Linked DNA regions of Mus musculus: region 1 is linked to region 2. The links are chromatin loops, found by intact Hi-C in ENCODE. Cell type or tissue: left cerebral cortex. All regions are shown on one strand. Each heading gives the region's core, and the rest is flanking DNA. Links, peaks and the distances in the headings are about the cores only.

Region 1 (2,922 bases), core at 185-2,684, 140 kb after region 2:
ATGTAAAAACTAAGTCAAAGAAAGGAAGTGAGGGAAAGAAAGAACATTACAATTTAATCTACTTTCACATATTCTTTGGGAATTTTGTATTTGTACACAATGTATTTTGTATTTGTATACAATGTATTTTGATCATATCAATGTCTTCTATCAGTGGCCCATGTTCCCCTCCCAACTTCATATCTTCTTTCCATAACCCAACCAATATGTTCTGTTCATCTATTCATGGGTATGAGACCATCCACTGGGGGGCATGGGCAATCTACCAGGGGTCACAACCCTAAAGACAGCTGACCCTCTCTGTCTCCCCTCAGCAGACATCAGCCAGCACTAACTCCCCAGATAGGATGGGTACTCTCAGACATCAGCCAGCACTAACTCCCCAGCTAGGACGGGTACTGATGAACCACTCCTCATGGGTTTCATCTTGTTCCCGACTTGCACAGGCAACCACAGCTGCACTCACTTTTAAACTATGTAAATTATCTGTGTGTATGTAAAAACTTAGTCAAAGAAAATAAATGAGAAAAGGGAAAACTATAACACATTCTTTAAATATCTGTGAGTACTAGAGCTAGGAGTAATTTCTCTTTTCCATGTGCTTTGCTCTACATTCTGAGTGTTGAGCCATGAATATAGAATGCTGTTGTTAGCTGAGCTTTTCCACCAACTTCCTTCCCTAGATGTGTCAGATTTTTTTTTTAACCCCATGAAGTTATAGGAATTAAACATCCCATTTGGAATACAGAGTCTTTCTGAATAGCTCATTTATTCTTATTATTCCCTTGTCAAAATCTCCCCCAGGTTCCTGTTGCCTAGGATATGAAGGTCAAATGTTATATGAGCATGATGACCAAAAACCCAGTAAGGGCTTGAAGCCTCCTGATCATTTCCTACTGTTCCTACAATGGTTGGTGTCTATGTGTGTACCCTGACCCTTGCTCCAAACTGTCCCCTCCCCCACACCAATAGCCTCTTGTGGTTACATCTGTCTCTCCAAGAGCTATCACTCCTTATGAGGTGAAGACAGATCCCATTGTTTCAGAAAGCCCTACCCACTCCATCATGACTAGCTGCCCTGACCTCACTCTTCCCTGATTCAGTCTCTGCCAGTTGCTTTGACCCATCTCTGCACTGTCTTCCCTGAGTGATGGACACAGCATTTTGCAGGTGGGCTGTGTATTGGCAAAACAGGACTCCACACATTGACACCCACTGTGCATTTCTGGTTAGTCGCTAAAATAAATCGGAAAACATATGCCACAGTCAAGTGGCCACGCAGTGTGAAATCAAGGAAGCAGCTCTCAAAGGTTCTTCAATCCCCCTAGAAGTTTCGTTTGCTGCTGTGACCTTCATCCCCAACGGATAGGATCTTCTCTGATCCAAGAGGCATGGAGTTCAGTGGTAGTACCGTCCCTCTGTAGGAGAGCCCCCCCCATCACCACTGATGGGGGAATTTCCCTATGCATGCAGTGTTCCCAGGTGAGAAGTTATTTCCCAATGTTAGGCAGTCTGGGTCCTTGAAACAACCTCAGCATCAGTGATGTCTTCAGGTCTATGATGGAGAGAGGGCAAATCCACTCAAGAATTCCAAAAGACATTGCCCTTTCTAGTGCATCTGAGAAGCCGGTCCTTGCATCCTGGGTCATGGACAAGTACAGGCTTCCCTCCAGTGAGGCTATAAGGATGAGCGACAGGGAGCTAAGAGTAGCTGCAAATTTCTGGCCATGAGCACTAAGTTCATTACCACATCACCATAGGAAGCACTACCACTTATGAGCCCCTAGGTCACCCAGGAGCGTAGCCCAGAGTACCCAGTCCTCTGGATGATGCTGGGGTTAGGGATCAGCTCCTCTTTATAAACAGCAACACGAGGTCTCCAGAGCAGTACCCCCCCCCCAGGTCCCATGCCGCAAAAATAGTGGTAGCAGATAGATACACTCACACCACGCCAGCAGAGTCTGGTGTGGAGATGGCTCAGTCAGCTCAGTGCTTGCTGCGAAACTGAGGAGTTGAGATCATTACCAGCACCCACGTGAAAAGCCACATGCCACCAAACCTGGATGACCTGATTTTAAGCCCAAAGATTCACATAGTGGACGGAGAAGCCAGTCCTTGGAAGTTGTCCTCAGACCTCCACATACACAATGGGGCACGTGCATACACAGTAATCTTTCCTTCTGCTTTGTTTAGATATCTAAGCACCTTCATTCCAGCACTGGGGAGGTAGATAATTCCCTGTGCTCAGAGGTGAGCAGCTTGACCTAATCTAAGAGCCCCAGGTTCCTTTTAGAGAACCTGTCTCAGAAAATCAGGTGGAAAACTCCTGAGAAAGACATCTAATGTTGACCTCTGGCTTCCACGTGTGTATGCAATATACACACAGAGAGACACGCACACACACTCTCACACACACATGCTTGTGCACACACTTATGCACACATACTCACAGGAAATGAAGAACAGAAACGAAGCTTTTCTGCCAGCCAGGGGCCTTTCTTTACCTCTCCAGGGCTCTCTAATGTCCTAAGACCATCCCCAGCCTACCTCCTAAGTTAATTCCTGCAGCCTCAGCTTCAAGCACTTTCTCTCCTTGGAGTAGTAACTGATCCCCAGCCTTCGAAGCAGCCATTTCTCTTCCAGCACTGCCAAATCACCCCTTGGCCACCTTCCGGGATGACTCATCCCACGGCTCCTCCCGGCCTGATTCTTTGCACCGTTTCTGTCTCTTCTCTCGGCAGCTCTCCAACACATACTCTCCATTCTGAAAGGCATTTATGATTTCCAGGATAGGTTTGGGGGAAATTTTTTAGAGTAAGTTGGGAGAGGTGTAATGGTTTGGGGAAAGGAGACTTCCCATCCATCCAAACACCTTCTTTCCTAGGGAAGAGAGATTTGATGAAAACTCAGAGGGTGCTAGAC
Region 2 (2,922 bases), core at 221-2,720:
ACCCTTTGATGTGTTGGGAACAGAACATACGTGTCACTGGGGAAGCAGGACAATGCTCAGCAGAGGAGATGCAACTAGGAACAACCCAGACACAGTGGTATTTAGCTAGGTTGAAGCAAGGAACGAACTAGCCAAAACCAGAGAGTTGCCAGCAAAGGATGCCCAGAGTCAGAGACTCAAACACTAGAACTCTTGCCTAGAAGTGTCCAGAAATCAGTAAGGCTTGGACATAGAAATACTGGATGGGCAGTATAGGAGCTGAGGACTCAAACAAAGACTTCAGGTAGCCCACAGCATCGTAATATAACTTAAGCTGTCATGAAGCAAAACATCACCTAGGGCACATTTTTAATTGAGTAGAGCTCTAGAACATCTGCACTTCACCTCTTCCAGGGAAAACAGAATAGCATCTTTGTCCTTGTTGATATTAACTAAAATAGAGATCTTGATTGTTTTTGACCTTGCTCCCAGGGGAAATTAATCCCCAGCCCCCCCTCAACTCCCCGGAGAGCAGCTGACCTTTCAAACTTGTATGTGAAAAAGCCAACACATGGTATGCTGAAGCCACATCAGATTCGAGTCTGTACACTTGCCTAGACTTAATGAGCAGCAAATGGCTTAACACTGAGGAAGCATCCTCTATGGTTGGTGCACAGCCACTTCTTTGCACACACAATGAATGGGGTCATTAGTGAAACCTGAGCTTTCATTAGGATATTCTCTGACATCCAGAAGCTGGGCAGAGCTCTCCTAGCAAACCAAATGACCGGGAAACAGAACATGGTCACCATTGCAGAACTGGGTATCAGAAGAATACACTAGGGGACTTTGCAACTAGACCTCTCACTCATTCTTCTTCCCCCGATCCTGTTTCAGAAAATCTCTAAGGACGTGTTTAAAAACGACTGCTATAGTTGGGAGGGAACAACAGAGAGCCGCCTCTTAAAGGCAAGGGCAGGCATTATATTAGTGGTTTTCAGTTAGCTTTAGGAGGGTACAAGAACAATATTTAATAGGTCATCTACTCTGTCACTGCCTCAGATAACTGTTGTCTTAAACAAGTCAATCATGTGTACATGTCAGGCTCTGTTTAAAATGATCGAGGACAGTAGATAAGCTCAACTTTGATTCCAGTTTAGAATCACCCCAGAAGCTTTGAAAGTTAGATTCCCAGTCTATTCACTCAGTATTAGTTTAGTAGAACTCAGACATCAATGGTTTTATTTTTCCCAAAGAACAGTGCATTTGAGAACTAGTGGTCTACTGCCTGTTTAACTTGCTTTCCATCCCAGCATTCTGGATCTTGTCCTCTCTTCTCCAAGATCCCATAAGTGTATCAGGAAGGAAGCTAGTAAGAGGCCAGCGCCCACCTGTGGTAGGGTGTGCTCTGAGCAGCCCTCAGCTTCCTGAGAAAATGGATCTGGTATTTTAATGTAGAAAGGTCTCAGTTACATGACAAATTTGTCTCAGCTTTTGGTAGCCTCTGGTATTAACTGTACCATTAACCTTGTCTTTAAGATAAATTCATGATGTTTTGCCAACTTTAGTGAGGTATTACAGAAATGTTTGAGACTTTTGGGGACTATAGCCCAAGGTAATCTGTGTGAGCTTCAATTGTTGTTGTTGTTGTTGCTGTTGTTGCTGTTGTTGCTGTTGTTGCTGTCGTTGAAGTAAAAGGAACATGGGCTATGGAGGTATCTCAATTGATAAAGTGTCTAATGCACAGGATGGGGAGCTAATTCCATCCCCAGCACACCTGAGAGAAAGCTGGGTGTGGTGGTACATCCTTTTAATCTCAGTCTTGAGGAAACAGAGATACGTAGATCCCTAGGGCTGAGAGATCACCCAGCCTAGGTGCATCAGTGAACTCCATGTTCTGGTGAGAAACCTTGTCTCAAAAGCAAGATGACAGGAGACTGACCTGTGGCCTCTATGCTCACTCTCATGGCTGCTCACACACACACACACACACACACACACACACACACACACACACACACACACACACACACACACTTTTTTTTCAAGGAACATAGTAGACCAAAGTCTTGAAGGCTAGACATTCCAGGCTACACTCTAGAAAGTCCTATATTTTTCCACTGACACAATTAAAATATTATTCTCTTTTCAACCTTTTTTTTTTGGGGTTGGAATCAGTAATCATTAATTCTTCCTGTTCTAAGCTCAGCCTTCCCCTGAGTAGCACTGTGGTTCTATTTATTTGGCCTTTGACTCAAAAGAATGCAATCCAAATCACACTTCCTCTTTGGTGGAGGAATGCCAGGGAAGGATGTAAATAAATTAAGTTCCAGGTTTGAGGAAGAGACAGAACCAGCGTGGGCAGAGCATCATATGGGGGGAAATCTGTCTGAATCATGGATTTTATTTTTTTGAATATCTTGTATTTATTCTTTGATAATTTTATACATGCATACAATGTGTCTTGATCACAACCACCTCCAGCTCCCCGCTCCCTCTCCTCTGGATACCAACCAACACGTCTCCTGCCCACATTCAGGTTCTCTCCGCTTTTTTGATGTTTTTGTTGTTATTTTGGGAACCCACCGAATTAGTGCTACTTGGTGGAATGCTGCCTGATCTTGTTGATTTGATGTGATTCAGGTCCTTGTTCAGGTAACCACAGGTGCAATGGGTTCACTAGTGCAATGGCCAAGTCCAGAAGACAACAAGCATCTCAGAGCATCCTCCCATCCCCTAGCTCTGACATTCCTTCCCCTCCCTCTTCTGTGATGTACATTGATCCTTTAGGAAGACACGTTGATATAGACACCCCCATTTACAGATGAGCATTCCCAGTCACTGAGTCTCAGCACTTTGATCAATTATGAGTGTCTAATTTAACTAACTACTGCAAAGAGATCATCTGGGTGAAGTTAAACACAGCACTAATCAATGGGTATA

The links. Peaks named below come from ENCODE experiments on the same cell type or tissue, not always from the same donor. Only the 100,000 strongest peaks of a DNase experiment are listed, where the experiment ranks them.
Region 1: it touches region 2 in a loop (5-fold over the local background); 11 of 42 quality-filtered maps call a loop at or near these places.

The regions. Positions count from the first base shown.
Region 1 is chr11:57,457,278-57,460,199 of GRCm38, forward strand. No RefSeq gene overlaps it. Among named protein-coding and RNA genes, the nearest start is that of Fam114a2, 60 kb to the right of the region's middle. In left cerebral cortex, for the core only: no CTCF peak of the experiment used is centred there; a DNase peak (open chromatin) is centred at 1,182.
Region 2 is chr11:57,321,934-57,324,855 of GRCm38, forward strand. All of the region lies in intron 15 of Gria1 (glutamate receptor, ionotropic, AMPA1 (alpha 1)), which reads left to right. Among named protein-coding and RNA genes, the nearest start is that of Fam114a2, 200 kb to the right of the region's middle. In left cerebral cortex, for the core only: a CTCF peak has its summit at 1,391; a DNase peak (open chromatin) is centred at 2,405.